2 separate regions of the Mus musculus genome follow, and region 2 is linked to region 1. A link is a loop called in an ENCODE intact Hi-C map of the cell type or tissue named here. Cell type or tissue: heart. All regions are shown on one strand.

Evidence for each region. Peaks named below come from ENCODE experiments on the same cell type or tissue, not always from the same donor. Only the 100,000 strongest peaks of a DNase experiment are listed, where the experiment ranks them.
Region 2: a loop joins it to region 1, with 4 times the contacts of the local background. A loop is called at or near these places in 17 of 42 quality-filtered maps.

Annotation. Positions count from the first base shown.
Region 1 is chr19:4,751,707-4,759,706 of GRCm38, reverse strand. Sptbn2 (spectrin beta, non-erythrocytic 2) reads right to left here. Exons shown (of 37, transcript NM_021287.2): 37 at 5,729-8,000. The coding sequence ends at 7,979. All of the region lies in intron 2 of Gm21992 (predicted gene 21992), which reads left to right. Rbm4b (RNA binding motif protein 4B) reads right to left here and starts at 3,182. Exons shown (of 4, transcript NM_025717.3): 1 at 3,046-3,182; 2 at 2,038-2,461. The coding sequence starts at 2,449. In heart, a CTCF peak has its summit at 3,962 (motif pointing left); DNase peaks (open chromatin) are centred at 3,226 and 3,956; H3K4me3 peaks cover 2,651 bases; H3K27ac peaks cover 1,692 bases.
Region 2 is chr19:4,905,235-4,913,234 of GRCm38, reverse strand. Bbs1 (Bardet-Biedl syndrome 1 (human)) reads left to right here and starts at 6,608. Exons shown (of 17, transcript NM_001033128.3): 1 at 6,608-6,679; 2 at 7,017-7,093; 3 at 7,216-7,250. The coding sequence starts at 6,633. It overlaps Dpp3 (dipeptidylpeptidase 3), which reads left to right. Exons shown (of 18, transcript NM_133803.2): 17 at 3,227-3,389; 18 at 5,438-6,006. The coding sequence ends at 5,613. In heart, a CTCF peak has its summit at 4,920 (motif pointing right); a DNase peak (open chromatin) is centred at 6,624; H3K4me3 peaks cover 1,082 bases; H3K27ac peaks cover 279 bases.

The DNA of each region.
Region 1 (8,000 bases):
TTACCCAGTACTAAACTTTGTTACATCATGGAGAAAAAAATTAGCTGAGTACAAAAATACCTGCATATGTAAGCAAGAGCCAATCACTCTTCAGAAGAGCCAGAAAAAGAATGTGATACTAATAAATGATTCTTTTTCAACTCAGTTTATTGTCTGTACTTTCTATGGAAGTGATTTATTTATATTTTTATATATATATATATAAAATAAAAATACATCCATTGCATTATTCAGTTCCCTGTTTCTTTGTAATTATATCTGTTATTAAGCAAATACAAGGGATAAGCAGCATAACTCAGTGGAAATGTGTACAGAGCATGCTCAAGATCCTGGGTCCAATAGTCAGCACCAAAGAAAAAAAAAGGTCCCATGTACTCATCCTTCTCATCCTTTTAACTCATTTCCTGAGTTAAATGTAAAAGGGCGTATACTATACACTGAGAATTTCAGTTGCAAATTTAGGTTTTTTTTTTTTTTTTTTTTTTTTTTCCCATTTTGTTACCTTCTTCAGGGATGGGGACATACAGACTCATGGTAGAGCAGTATTTGTGGGGCCCTTGGATGACCCCAGAACCAAAGGGCTGGGGCAGGAACTCCTTCCTTATGCTCCCCTGCGCATTTATGACCTCTTTCCACATCAAGTGAGAATTAGGAATGTTTAAAGTTTAACTGTCAGATTTTAAGTACTTTCCTAACCAGAGTAGAAGCAATCGTGGTTGCAAATAGCATTCAACTTTAATTAATATTGCTTTTATTGTCAAAATGCACATATTACCTCCCTGCCATCCTTTCACAGAGGCACACAGAGTTGTTTTATAATGGGGAAAGCATAGGGAATACACTTGTCAACTTGAGGTTAAGGACAGGAATCAGCTACAACGTTTAGGCTTTCAATAACTAAAGGCCAGGGTATTAGTGGTGAAGCTAGAATACATAATAGTGAGCCTCCAGTAAGCATCACTATTTGCATATTTACACTTTTCTGATTTAAGTTTACCTTTTCTCCACCAATTCATTGTTTTCTAATAAGAGGACCTTTGTATATTTAACTTTTAGGCCACAAAAAGATGTTGACTTAGGAACTAGAAAAGTAGACTTGAATTTGTGGTCCAACATGACCGTGTCAATAAAAGACTTGGATAACTACTAACCAATGAACTTCCTGCAATGTGGGTCTGATCTGTTTCCTAATACAGTAGCCATTCTCTCATTCTTGCCCACACTGGAAAAATCTAATTTGAAAATTTACTTGAATTAATTTAAATTTAGTAGCCACTTGTAACTAGTGGTTACTATAGTAACACGATTGCAAGTATTTTCAGACAAGATCCTATGGTACTGGTGATAATACTTATGATCAATATAAGCAATATAATAAGCTCTATAATGTCCTTGATGAAATTTCCCTAGAAGCAAGACCATCATTCCTATCCAATTTCTAAAGAAAAAAAGCTGTTTTCCTAGCCTGTTAAAGTAATAGATGGAGCAGAAGAACCTATGACCTGTTTCCTGGCTTTGCCTGTAGTAGCCCACAGACTGAACAAATTTGAACACCTCAAAGATACCCATCTACCCAACCAGACTCACCACAGATTCTCATACTGCGCTTCTTCTAGATTCCCTTTTTCCTCTTTACTACCACCAGCCATCCTCGAAAGCAGCAGAGGGTAAAAACTCTCAAAGGCTTCTGGGTCCACCACAAACCAGCAACAAAGTCCTAACCTCTAGCCCTTCTCACACTACCTAACTACTTCTCTGCCTAGGCAACTTAAGACTTGTGACAGTACTCAAGTGAATGAAGACCAAAGGCAGGCAGGCAGGAGCCCATGCAGTTGTGGAGAAGGAGCTTGGCGAATACAATGGGGAAGGCTTACTTCCCCAGAGTGAATTATGCTAAGAGTAGTAAACATAACCTGTTCTTTGCATTTAAAAGAATGGCAGAAGCCACTCTTGAAGCCCTGTGGTCTTGTGTTCTTCCCTCTGCCTTGAGCTAGAGACTCCACGAAGGTCTGCCACCCAATCCCCAGAACAGTTCACCTTGAAACTCTGTGTTGTCGAGGCCCCTGATGGCCTCCACCGCATCCTCTGCCCGCTCCATGTGTACAAAGGCATAATCTTTCACGATGTCACATTCGATGACTGGGCCGTACTCCTCAAACTTGGCCCGAAGCTCTTGGTTGGTACAAGTGGGGCTGATGTTGCCCACGTGTAACTTGGTTGAAGCTTTGCTCTTATTCTTGCTGGCTTCCACATTGATGTTCACTCCGTGCAGCTTGTAGTGGTGCAGGTTGCGTATGGCATCCTCAGCGGCCGTCTTGTCCTCTATGTGCACAAAGCCATAATTCTTAATGATGTCACATTCCAGCACCTTCCCGTACTGCTCGAAGAGTGAGCGGATCTCCTGCTCTGTGGCCTCCCGGGGCAGATTTCCAATGAACAGCTTCACCATCCTGACAAGAGCCTGGCAGAGAAGAAACAAGATTTTAAAAGTCAGGTGTGAAGTGAGAAACTGACACTACAGCACACCCCGACCCTCACAGTTCTTTTTGAGAGAGGAACTGCTGTGTGACAATGCCAACAGAAGGTCGGGGGTCAGAATGCACAACAAGGTCTAAGATATATATCCGTGAGGTCAGGCACATTGACTCTACAAGGTTAGCTCCTTCACGGTTTAGCACAGGGATGAAAGACAAGTGGAAGGCATGAAGTATCTGAATGTCCCTAGTTACGGGTTTTTGGAGGGAAATCTGTGTACCTCTCCACAGCGCGGTATCCCCTCCCACCATACTCCAAGAACGAAAGCCCTCTTTCACCCAACACTGGACCCCTATCCTCAGCGGCCCAACCTCCGCTGCAACATCCCAACAAAGACTCGGCCCGACCCCTGCCCCGCCCCCTCCGGAGACCCGGCCCCGCCTCCTTTCCTTGTCTTCCCGGGACCTTCCTCAGAAGATGAGTGGCCCCAAACCCGAGCCTTCCCGGCCCTCCGAGGTCCGGCCCAGTCCGCTCCAGGGCTTCCCACACACCCACAGCATCCTCTCCTACCTCCGGGTGGTGCCGGCGGTGGCGGCGGGTCCCGCGTCAGAGAGAACCCTACAAAATGGCGACGGCCGCTCGAGCCTCGGCGCGACCGGGCGCTTTCTCGCGCGCCAGCTCACGCACGCGCGAGTGCGCGCTGCCTGCCTCCCCTCCCCCTCGCAGGAGCGGGGCGACCAATCCTGCGGCCGCACACAACTGTCCGCCCCCCGTGCGGGGGCGGGGTCATGTGGTGACGGCACTGCGGAGCGAAGGTCAGCCCGCCCCCAGCCCGGGCTAGCCAATCACCGCCTTGGGAGTGGGTCGCGGCTTGCGCGTCAAGGGGGCTCAGGAAGCAACCATTGCCTTGGCAAAACCGTAAGGCCCGGGGGAGTCTCTAAGCATCACAATGGATCGTGGTATTGGGCGCACTGTCGAGGGGGCTGATGACAAAGGGTTGTGTCACTGGGCCCGCTAGAAGGGGGTTTTCTCAACCTCTGGCTGCTGAGAGCGATACTTCAGAAACCCAGGCACTACCACATCTTAACCTAATCTCTCCCTTGTTTGGGTAGGAAGGGGTAAGAATTCCCGTAAAACAATTTAATTTTCACTGCAATAGTGTTGTTCATTGGTGAAGAAGCTGAGACTGAGAGTGGAGTAGAAAGATAATCTGGGTTAGAACTAGGTTAGGTCTGAGGGAGGCATTTCTCTATCCAAACTATACTTTGTCATGTTTATTCATGAATATACGTGGGCTGGCTTTCCCTCGTAGTATCTGTCTATCCTGGTTCCTGAAATGTGGTGAGCATTACCAAGGAATACGTTGTCCAGAGGTCCAGGGAGAATCCAGGTTTGGGGAATGAGTGACAAGGGTTCCGCATCCGTCCCAAGCTGCCTGAGGCACAGGCAATTGTCAGGCTCCAGACTCTCTGTTGCGGTCCAAGGGCACCTCCTGGTGGCAAGCAGGGTACCAGCTTGGTGGATCACTATCACAAAGCAGCGGGCTTACAGACATTGAGGGATTGAATTCATCTCCTAGAAGAGGCACCGGGATGGTTGTTAGACCATCCCCATTGTTGTCAAAACAATTCCCCATTGTGGTAGTTCCAACACCAGCTCCTCCAATAGTATAGAGATCAGTTCCCCGAGTTGACTTCCTGCACCCAAGCTACTTGGAAACATTTCTTTACCAAATCCATGTTTCCCACTCATTTCAGAAGGCATTGTCTAATTGTAATTACACATTTTTAAAATTAATTTTTTTTGGTTTGTTTTTCGAGATGGGGTTTTCTGGCAGTCTTGGCTGTCCTGGAACCTCCTCGGGATCTGCTATCACCTAACCTTGTACATTGTATTTTGGGATCTCTTCCCAAATTTGTGGGGGCTCCACAACTAATGCTCTACTAACAGTTCCCATTTTTTTCTTTTTTAAGATTTATTTATTTATTTATTATATGTAAGTACACTGTAGCTGTCCTCAGACACTTCAGAAGAGAGAGTCAGATCTCGCTATGGATGGTTATGAGCCACCATGTGGTTGCTGAGATTTGAACTCCTGACCTTCGGAAGAGCAGTCCGGTGCTCTTACCCACTGAGCCATCTCACCAGCCCAGTTCCCATTTTTCTATACAATTTCATTTCACCCCCTTTCTCCCTCCCTGCCTCTTTTAGACATGGCTTTTCTGTGTAGTCAAGGCTGTCCAAGAACTGGCTGTGTAATCCAGACTAGCCTTGAACTCACACTCCTACCTCAGCCTCCCAAGTGCTGGTTAATTACAGGTGTGTGATATCATTTCTAGCCTCCAGTTTTATCGTTTTTTATTATGTGAGTTGGGTGGTGATGAGCACATTCAGGCGGCTCTGTGAGTTGGAGGCCAGCCTGGTCTAAGAGCAACTTCCAGAACACTAAGGGCTACAGAGAGAAGCAATGTCTCAAACAAACAGACAAAACAAAACCCCATACCCCAAGACAACCAAACCAAACCAAACCCTAACATGTGTAAGTAGTACCAAGTTCCCAGAAAAAAAGAAAAAAAGAAAAAAGCCCTGCTAGAATATCCTCCACTTGGAACACAGAGGCACTATGTTTGTCTGTTCTGTTTTTCCTGTCATTACCAAGGTCTGGTAGTAACTTTTCTAATTTTTGTCAGTTGAAAAGGTGTAAAGTTTTATTCACAACTCGACGTAGTTTGTTTTTGTCTTGTTTCTAATGAATTTCAAAATACCTTGTTCTTATCATTTGTGCGAATGTACATTTCCTGCTTTCCGTCTTCTGTCTGGATTTTAGGTCTCAGCCTTTGGGTTGAGCTGTCGAGTTTTCCTCATATTGTAGCTATTTCTACTTGGTTCAGATATCTTGTCATTACACTAATAGCTTTGTTTTTTGAGGGAAATATTTTTAATGTAACCAAATTATTGTTTCCTAAAGCTTTCTCTTTTATGTTCTCTTTAAGATACCCTCTCCTACCACAGCTCATGTAGATAGTCTATTCTCTTCCATTCCTATTACCTTTCACTCTTAGATCTGTGGTCCAGTTTGAACAGTGCCATACAATAGAGATACAATGAGTCATATAAGTAATTCGTGATAAACTGTGAAAATGGTCTGTGGGTTCAGCTCAATAGTAAAGCATTAATCTAACAACCACAAAGCTCTCGGTTTCATACCTAGCACAGTGAATAAATACAAATTTCCAGGAAACATCAAACTATAAAACCTTGAAATCTATTTTAATATTTTTGACATTCTAACATGAGACCAATATAAAAATTGAGATAATTGAATTCCCCTTGAAGTCCTGAATATCTGTTATTTCATACCTTCAGCACATCGCAGTTTACACTTGCCACACGTTGCATACTCAGTAGTCCACTGTGGCCATTAGCTTCCATGTGGGTCAACACAAGCAAAACCCACCCTCGTCAGTGGTGGTCGGTAAAAGTGCAAAGTATGAGCCCATTCATTGCTGCTGATCCCTGCTTCCCACCGGTCTGCAGGGCCAACACTGGTGTTATTTTTGTCCCCATAGCTTTCAGGGCCCCGTTCTATCTATCATCCTTCTCCTCTCTCCCACCGATACTCCAAGATGTCTTTCCTGAAGACTTGCTCCCTAGCCCTCTGTTTACCCTCTTATCTGTCCTATGTGGAACCCTATTCTCAAGTGGCTTTAGCTGCCACACGTGTAGACTTTCACCTAATTCCTGTCCTTCCTTTTCATTCAGTTACTGCTCTGCCTAGCACTCAATTGCAAGGCCATTTCTCCATTAATTCCTCTCACACATAGTACATCTGCTTTCAAACTTTTCCAATTACTGCTTTTTCCCCCAAGCCCCATGATCTGAGCTCTCCACAATAACGCTCCATGTGTAACAGCTGAAGGAGAGTTATGAGGAAAATGTGTGCTGACGTTTGTTTTGCCTGAGAATGGGGTGTTGCTGTTACACTGTTGTGGGGCGACTGAAACCACCTAAGAGAAAGGCCGTCCCTGAGAGAGAGAATACTTACCCTGTGAATAATGTGCTGTGCCAGATCTGATGTGTGGAGCCCAGCTTGGGGCTGTGTCATAATAGTTCCTAGTCTACATACACCTGGCTCTGCTTGTCTTTGTTTTGACTGATGGTAGTCAGGGCTGCTTGGGGTCCCTGGCCAGTTATGCTGAAGACAGTAGTTTTCCTGAGTCAAACAGACTCAAGACTTGCAATTTTTAATACCTTCTGTTTATACATTGCAAAGTTTAAGAACAAATACTCTCTCCATCTCTAGAATACATTGTGTGTTTATTTACATACTCAGGATATCCTTATGGCTTTCTAGGGTGACCTAGAATTCAGGAGGTAGGACCTGCCACTCTTCTGATTCTGTGGGAGCTCCCTTGATTTTATGGGAAAGACAGAAAGGTGCTCACCTTTCCACTGATGGCTGAGCAGCAGTTAAGACTAGGTTGTGGTAATAACCCTCACTACTCCTTATTGAAAACAGTTGAGACACTTGGGAGTGAGGAAAATTAGCGAGGAGTTGTAGTTTAGAGTGCTTGCCTTGCATGCACGGCAAGAAATTTAACAAAAAAGTGTGCACCAGGGAGAGTGACTTGCTTCCTTTGATCATGAATACTGTTAATTATCATCAGCCCAACCCACAGTGGATGTCTTTGGTTTAAACAGAGGCTTAGCATAGGTCAGCCCAGTGAAACAGATCACTATCATGGGGAGACTGGGCAGGGAGGCTCTCAGGATCACACAGTTTGTGGGGGCTCAGAAGCTGGGCGTACAGTGGCTATCTGACATGCAGGAGACCAGGAGAGGCTACGGTCAGGAAAGCAACAACACCCAGAGGCAGTGAGAGAAGTCGAGCTGTTTAATCACCTCCTTGGATAGGCTCAAGGATGTGGCTACTCCTGAACAACTCACACTTGGGAGCCACCTAGAGTGGCTGGAAACAAGCAGCCCCTTGAGTCAGAGGGTGAGGCAGGATAGGCAGGGAAGGCTTCAGCGCCTCCGACTTCATCATCTGGCGCTCCTGCCCTCAGGTCCTGCCTGCTTCAGCTCTGAGGGTCCTGGCTGATCCCAGAGGCAAAGAACTGAATGGTGGATGGCACACCCTAGCTGTGGTGGCACAATGACCCTGAGGCAGGGACAATGGTTCCCACATAGCCCACGTTGAGGGTGGCACTATCTGCACCATGGTGGGGGGATGGGTGGAGGTATAAGGCTTGGGAAGAGGTGACAAGGTAGGAATGGGTGGTATTAGGGGTAGCCTGGGTCCCACCACCAGTTGAATTAAATAGCAGAAGAGAAGGTTGTGGGAACACTCTTTTGTCCCCAGTGACAGTTCCTGGTGATGGGTTGACCTTAGCAGCAGACCCTAGCAGCAGGCAGTTGTCCTGCCAAGAGGGTGGTCTCTGTCGACAGTCCCTGGCAGTTTTCTGAACAGAGGGAGGGAGCTGGCCTGGGAGTCTTGCCCCGACTACTTGTTCTTCTTAAAGAAG
Region 2 (8,000 bases), 150 kb before region 1:
TGTGATTCTGTGCCCATCTGTTTCCAGGAAGGATCGAAAACATCTTTAGGTAGAATGTGTGGGAGTTTGGGTCTTTTTGCTTTTGAAATTGTGTGTGTGTGTGTGTGTGTGTGATATTGAGGGGTTGTGCACGTGCCACAGTGTGTATATGGAGGGCAGAGATAACGTGTGGAATTGATCTTTCATGCTTTTATGTAGAGTTTGGGGCAAACTCAAGTTATCAGGATTGTGTAGCAAGCATGTTTATCTGATGAGCTACCTCACCAGCCCTGTTTGTTGATTTTCGTTTTTCTTTTTTGTTTAGTTTTTCTTTTTAAAATATTTTTAATATTTTGAGACAGTCTTAAAGTTAAATAAAATTAAATTAGGGGCTGGGGATAGAAGAGTATGACTTAATAAATGTGAGACCCCGGGTTTCATCCTCCACTACCAAAAATGTAAATTAGGATAAGAGCCACTAGATGAGAAACACAGTGTCCTTGATGGACTCTGAGATAGGCAGGGCCACTGTTGGCAAAGCTGATGGGACAGACCTGGGTGGGCTCTGCAACCTTCTTGGTAGTGACCATCTGATTGATGATGAGTTGGTGGCAATCAAGCTGTGCTGGCAGACTCTGGAAGCTCACTCTGCCGTCTTTGCAACATTTCTATGAATCAAAGATTTTTCTGCAAATGGCAAATGCTGTTGTTAGAGCATTAAGAATAAGAACCAAGTCTACCAGGTCCCAGGCAGTATTGAATCAGTCCCTTGAGCAGGGTCTCACTCTATAGCCCTGGTTGGCTCTGTGTAGACCAGGATGGCCTCAAACTCACGGAGACTGACCTGCTTCTGTCTCCCTGGTGCTGGGATCAAGGCATGCGCACTGTGAGGGGCCCAGTTTGGTCCTTGTACATGGCAGTCTTACCTCATTGTGTTCAGTCTCCTCAGCAGTATGTTATAGACACAGAAGGTGACATCATCTTTGATCCAGCTCTTTATAGTGTTTATAGTGTTTAGTGTTTATAGTGTTAGCCATGGGTTTTTTGGGGGGTTTTTTGGTTGTTTTTGTTTTTTGTCTTTCTGATGTTAGCAAAGATTAGGTTGAATATGTATTTGTGGCTTCTTGGAAGGTCTGGCAACAGTGGGCTCAATACCTATGTGTCTAGCTGGCTGCAACTGTGGCAGCCCCATGTTCAGACATGGCATAGGCTCTTTGTTTTGCCCAGAGATTCCCTGATTCCTGTTATTCTTATAGTCCCCATTCTGGAGCCCCCAATTCCACATCCATAAATTCAGCCAACCGCACACATGTGTGCACACACACACACAGATATTCAGGAGTCATCTCATATGTACTGGACATCCACAATTTTTTGTCATCATTCCCTAAACAATATGGATTAAGAACTAATTCCATAACATTGCATTGGGTATTATAAGTAATCTAAGGGCCTGGGCTATCGGGCAGTTGGCAGAGTATCTGCGTAGTGTACATGGAGCCCTGGGTCCTGTTCTCACCACTGGATAAAAGTGTTGACTCGTACCTGTGACCCCAGCACTCAGGGGTAGATGCTGGAGGATTAGGAGTTTAGGGTCACCCTTCACTTTAAAAAAAAAAAAGAAGGGCTGAAGAGATGGCTCAGTGGATAATAATGCTTGCCACATAAACATAAGGACCTGAGTTCAAATCCCCAGTCCTCATGTAAAAAACCAGGCCTGGTTGCATTCCTCTGCAGCTGCAGCACCACGGGGGTAGGAGGATCGCTGGAGCTTTCTGACTCCAGATTTGTGAGAACTCCGTTTCAAGGGAATAAGGTGGAGAATGGTAGAATAGGAGCCTCTCTCTGGTTTCTTCTGTACACAGCAAACACACATGTGCAGATACATCAAACACATACATAAATGTTTAAAATGTGTAATAAACAAATGTGATGTAAAATATGCTGTACCAGAAGATGCATATAGCACACCATTTTGGATTAGAGACTTAAGACATTCCGATTCTGCGATCCATTGAGGGTATTGGAAACCCGTCCCCAGTAGCCTGTCCTGCCTCAGTCACTTCTGATGCTCCTGGCTGCGTTGGCGTCCATGTAGCTAACTCTCCAGTTTGAGCTCCCCAGGTCTGGCTTGTTGGTATGATGATCATGTATGAAGAGATTACATATTACCAAGAAGTGAGAGAGATGAACCCCGGATCCACTTAGCAGAGGAAGAGAATAGTCTCCTACAAAATTGGAGGTGGGGCAAGCAGGATTAGGGACTGAGCCTCGGGCGTCAGTCCTAGGAGGTGCGCACTACACCGTGAAGAGAAGTTGAATGACGTCCATGAAAGTGCGAAAGTCTGCTATAGCCAAAGTTAAGGAGCATGCAAAAGAGACTGTGAGAGAAGACAGTGTAGGAGTAGAACCTCTGGTTGAAGGGAAAGGTGGTGCTTCCGTAGCTGCCTCTGTGTGGGCCTTAGTCCCATTTACAGCGGAGGAGCCTGGGTGCTTTTAAAAGCCCCACCTCTTCCATTTTCCATTGAATTCATTTTGGGGGGTTGTGTCCGTGTTTGAGTGTGACTTATGTGTGACATATGCACACGTGTCCTGTTCTGTTACTCTCTGCTGTGCTCCCTTGAAACAGGGTCTTTCACTGAACCTGGAGCAAGACTGGCAGCCAGCAAGCCTTTATGACCGTCCCATATCCCCACCCTCAGCACTGGGATTACAGGCCCATACGTCAGTGCCTAGCTTTTAACATGGATGCTCAGGATTTGAACTCATGCTTGTGGTTCTTACCCACTGAGCCATCTCTTAACCCCAAAGCCCAACTTCTCAATATACACTAGCTTTCTGAAAAAAATGTAGCTGTCAGACATTCTGGCGCATACCTTTAATCTTAGCACTCAGGAGGCAGAAGGGAGCAAGTCTCTTGTGAATTCAAGGCCAACTGGTCTATATATGGAGACTCTATCTTAAAAAAAAATGAGTCACCTAGGATGTTGTAGCTCAGGCTGTACTCCCTGTGTTGCCAAGGATGGCCCTGAACTGCTGATCCTCCTGCCTCTGCCTTCCAAGTGCTGGGATTATAGGTGCCACCATACCCAGCTTAGCCATTAGATTGGTAGCTCTGAAATTTTATAAAGGACAAACTGTAGCACGTCCTCCCCAGGGCTAGGTACCACTGGCCACGGCTGCTGACAGAGTCCTGTGGGTGCAAGGTGAGTTCCCATCGTAGGCACTTGATTCCTCCTTCCTGCAGGTGCTGAAGTCCACGGGGGACGTGGTCGCGGGGCGGGCCCTGTACGAGGGCTATGCAGCAGTCACTGACGCACCTCCAGAGTGCTTCCTTACCCTAAGGGATACGGTACTGCTGCGCAAGGAGTCCCGGAAGCTTATTGTTCAACCCAACACTCGCCTTGAAGGTAACGGATGTTACACCATCTGCTGGACCTACCTGAGGTCTCTCCAGAGAGCAGATGATGTAATCGGTTCGGGGAGGGCTCCCTCTGCCACGTTCTTTCAGACAGACCTCAGGCCTCCTAGGACCTAAGAGAATTTGAATCAGCAACGTTCAAGATGGAGATGTCCTGGATCGTTCCCCCTTCTCAAGTAACACTTCCATTTTCAGAATCCCTGACCCTGCCTGCATGGTGCCAGTACCTTGTGTGCCCTAGCTCTCCAATGCACCAAGGCCACTCTACTCGATAGCCTTTGTACACGCTGTACCCTCTGCTTGGCACAGTGTCCCTCAAATCTGTGTCTGTCTGATTCTTCTGGTTGGTCAGGTCCCCGTTAAATGGCACCTTCCTGAGACATTCTGTCTCCAGCCCCTCAACACGAAATAATCCCTTCAGTCTCTTATCTCTCAGCTTCACTTTCTTGGTGCTTTGGCAACATGGAGTTCAGGGAGGCCACTGAGGGATGGGGCAGTGCACGGAGCTGAGGTCATTGTCTAATTCAGAGCCCATTAGGGATAAAAACTCAACAGAGATATCAATCACACATGTTTAAAGGACAAACCGTGCTCTGAACACTTGGATAAAAATCACACCTGTAGCTTCAGAGTGTCCAGGAGGTCTTGGGGGGAAGTGGTGGAAGGGACCAGACCTGAGGAACAGGTTGGAGTTTTCAAAGGTACTGGCGAGCTGGGGTGTGGTCCATGGTAGAACATTTGCCCAATATTTAAGAGGCCCTGGGTTCCACCCCCAGCGCTTTGGTAGTTGGTAGTGGTGGTAATGGTGGTGGCAGAGGGCTTGCAGGCCCTAGGGTACTGGGTGAAGTGTTCTCACAATAGGCCGGGCTGTGGCTCACTGGTAGCCTGCTTTGCACTGCCAAATAAGGTGCAGGTTCTATCCCCAGTACTGGGGGGAAAAAGAAAAGGAAAGGAAAGGAAAAAGGGAAAGAAAAGAAGAGAAAAGAAAAGAAAGGAACTTTTCAAGAATGAAGTCCCCAGGCCTGGTGAAGACTGGTTACAATACCCCTCATCAGTTTCATCTGGGAACTAAAATACACACAAGTGGTCTTCACAGAGCCAGGACTTAATTTAGGCCATGTTAGCCACTGTGTACCCCTCAGTGCCACAGGCTTCACAGAGTGCAAAGGTTGAGCAGCTGAGGGGTGATCCAGGGGCCTCGAGACAGGCTCATTTAACAGGTCAGATGCACAGATGTGCAGAGCGGCTACTGAGCACCCCACTGACGCTCTGTCCCACGCAGTCCCCGTCGCACAAGAGGAGAGGTTCTGTGCTCATGCCCCACTTTACCCACAAGGCACTGAGGCTGAGAGCAACTGGGAAACTTGCCCACGATCTAGACATATGAAGCAGTTTGATCTAACTTGACTATCTTGTTTGATCTAACATAGCACTTGAAATTTGATTTCGGATTTATTTATTTGATGTGTGTTTTACCTGCATGTATGTATGTACCATGTGCATGCAGTGCCCTTGGAAGCCACAAGAGGGCATTGGATCCCCTGGGGCTGGAATTACAGATGATTGTGAGCCACAGTGTGGGTGCGGGAGGCCAGGCTAAGAGCAGCCAGAGTCCTCAACAAGAGCCACTCGTACTCTAACCCCCTGAGCTATCACTCCAGCCCTGACAGAGTGCTTTTATCAGTCATTTTTATTAGTGATTGTTGGGGTTATGTTGGCTTTGTTGAGACCAGGATTTCCTAGGCTAGCCTTAAAATTAATAATCCTTTTCCCCCAGTTCCTTGAGTGCTGGGATTATGGTGTGTGCTACCATGCCAGACATGATTTAAATCTTGACTTGAGGGAAGGATGAGGTCAAGTGGCAATTCATTTAAGTCTAAGTCTCCCCCCATGTAATTCTGCCTTCCTGGCAGGGTTATTCTGATGTAGGTAATTAGATAACTATCCTGAACATTGACAGTTTGTGCCGGAGCTCGCTCAGAACTCGCCGCCCCTAACTACATCTTTCTGTGCTGCTGTTTTCTCTCCATCCCCCAGGCTCAGAAGTACAACTTGTGGAGTATGAGGCCTCAGCCGCTGGTCTCATCCGCTCCTTCTGTGAGCGGTTTCCCGAGGATGGGCCCGAGTTGGAGGAGGTTCTTATCCAGCTGGCTGCAGCAGATGCCCGATTCTGGAGGAACCAGGCCCAGGAGGCCCCACCTGGCCAGGCTTGAGAAGATCTGTGTGGTCTCTCCCCTCTTTGTCAAACCAGGGCTGTCAGTAGCTCTGAGTTGTGTGTGATTAGGAGTCAGGGGAGGGAGGGGCAGGAGCTTGGACTTTGGTGCTACCTCAGCTGAGGGTGGTGATGCGAACCCCTTCCATTTGTCAGCACTTTGCAGTTTACCGTATGTCCTCAGTTTCTGGATCTGCACTGCCATCTATGGCCGGAGCTCAACAGGGTGCCTAGTCCGGTTTTCCACATGGGAAGGTGGCAATTCTGAGAAGTGACTGTTCTAGACCCGGCAGGTGGCATGTGACAGAGCCAGGGCTCAAAGCATTCTCACCAAATCCAGCGCTCTTCGTGTATTACTTTTATAGCCAGAAAAATAAATATGACGACCACCATCTCTGCAGTGTATGTTTCTTTCTCTTCCAGTTCAAAGCCAGGGGAGGGCACACTACATCACTTTAGGCTTCCAATCCACAATAAGATTTTGAATATCATTTCCAAAGGAATGCACAAACTCACAACGTGTTCCGGAGCTCTTCTTTGTGACATATTTCTTAAGATTTGTGTGTTCGTGTGCATTTTCTTCATGGGTGTGGTGGTGGTAGCAGAGACCAGAAGACCCCATCAGATGCCCTGGAACTACGGTTACAGAATTGTGAGCTGCCATGTGGGTGCTGAGCAGTCCAGGGTCCTCTGCAAGAGCAGCAAGCACTCTTGTACTTTCAAATGTTTCCGGAGCCAAAGAACCGTAACACACTAACATGAGATCCTCACCCATTAATTTGTTTCTCAGTCTAGTCTTAATCCCTAAAAAGCGCTCCTCCCCAGGCCTCAAAGCCCAGGCCCCTGTCTTTAATGCAGAAACCATAAGTCAACATTGCATAGGACAAGGAAACCAGTGCTTATTTGGTCCCAGCCGGGACAATTTTACCCCGGAACCTTTGTTCCTGTGCTTTCGGATGCCCGGATTCTATTGGGTGTTGCGCGATGGCTGAGCTGGTTGCCAAGGCGACGCCTGGGAAAATGGCTGCGGCGTCTTCATCGGATTCTGACAGCGGGCGAGCTGAGAGGTTAAGTCCCGGATCCTCACCGCTTCCTTTCCCTCAGATGAATAGATGGTGCTTGGTAGCGGGTTCTGGGCTCTTGCTTTCGAGCAGCGGTGGAAGTTCTGGGAGGGCCCTTTAGAAATCAGAAGAAAGCTGATGGCCAAGAAGTATCTGTATGTGATTGGCTGGTCACTCCGGGCGCCAATTGAGCTCAGATCTAGACTTGGTATTATCCTTTCGATGTTCGTGCTCTGTTTCAGGCGTCATCTCGCTTAGAGATTTTATTTATTTATTTATTTATTTATTTATTTATTTATTTCGTCATGGGGCTCACTTTCCAACTATCTTTTTTCCCTCTCAGCAACGAAGCCAATTCTAAATGGCTGGACGCACACTACGACCCCATGGCCAACATCCACACCTTCTCCTCCTGCCTGTGTGAGTCTCTAGACATATCTAGGGACACCCAGATTCTAGGAGGATGGGAGGAACAGGGAACGGTTTCATGGAGAAATCTTTGAGATTCTGAGACTCCTTTTCGACCCTTTTGTGTTTTCTAGCACTGGCAGATTTGCATGGCGATGGGGAGTACAAGGTAGGCAATCAGAAAGTTGAGTGGTGTGTGTGTGTGTGTGTGTGTGTGACACTCAGAAGTGAGATTTGCAAAGAGGCTCAACATACTCTGGAACTCATCAGTACTAAAAAGGCACACTTCGTTGCAACTTCTTTCTTTTAACGATGTATTTTTATTTTGTGTGCGTTGGTGCTTTGCTTGTGTGTGTGCTTGTGTAAGGTTTCAGATCCCTTGCAACAGGATTTACAGACAGTTGAGAGCTGCCGTGTAGGTGCTGGAGTTTGAACCAGGATCCTCTGGAAGGACAGCCAGTGATCTTCACTGCTGAGCCATCTCTCTAACCCCAGAATTTCTTAGTAATTTGGAAAGTGAACATTAATTTTATAACATGATCTGCAGAGGTTAAACAGCAAGATGTTGTGGATTTATAGTACCAAGACATACGATTTTCTCTCTCTCTCTCTCTTTTTTTTGTCTTTGTTTGTTTGTTTTTCAAGACAGGGTTTCTCTGTGTAGCCCTGGCTATCCTGGAACTCACTCTGTAGACCAGGCTGGCCTCAAACTCAGAAATCTGCCTACCTCTGCTTCCCAAGTGCTGGGATTAAAGGCATGCCTCACCACTGCCCTGCTGACATATGATTTTCTAAAAAATAATTTGAGGGCCAGGAGTGGTAGTGCCTGCCTCTAATCACAGCACTTGGGCAATAGAAACAGGGCGATCCATGAGTTTGAGGGTGACCTGTGAAGTCCAAGGCCAGCCAGGTCTGCTTA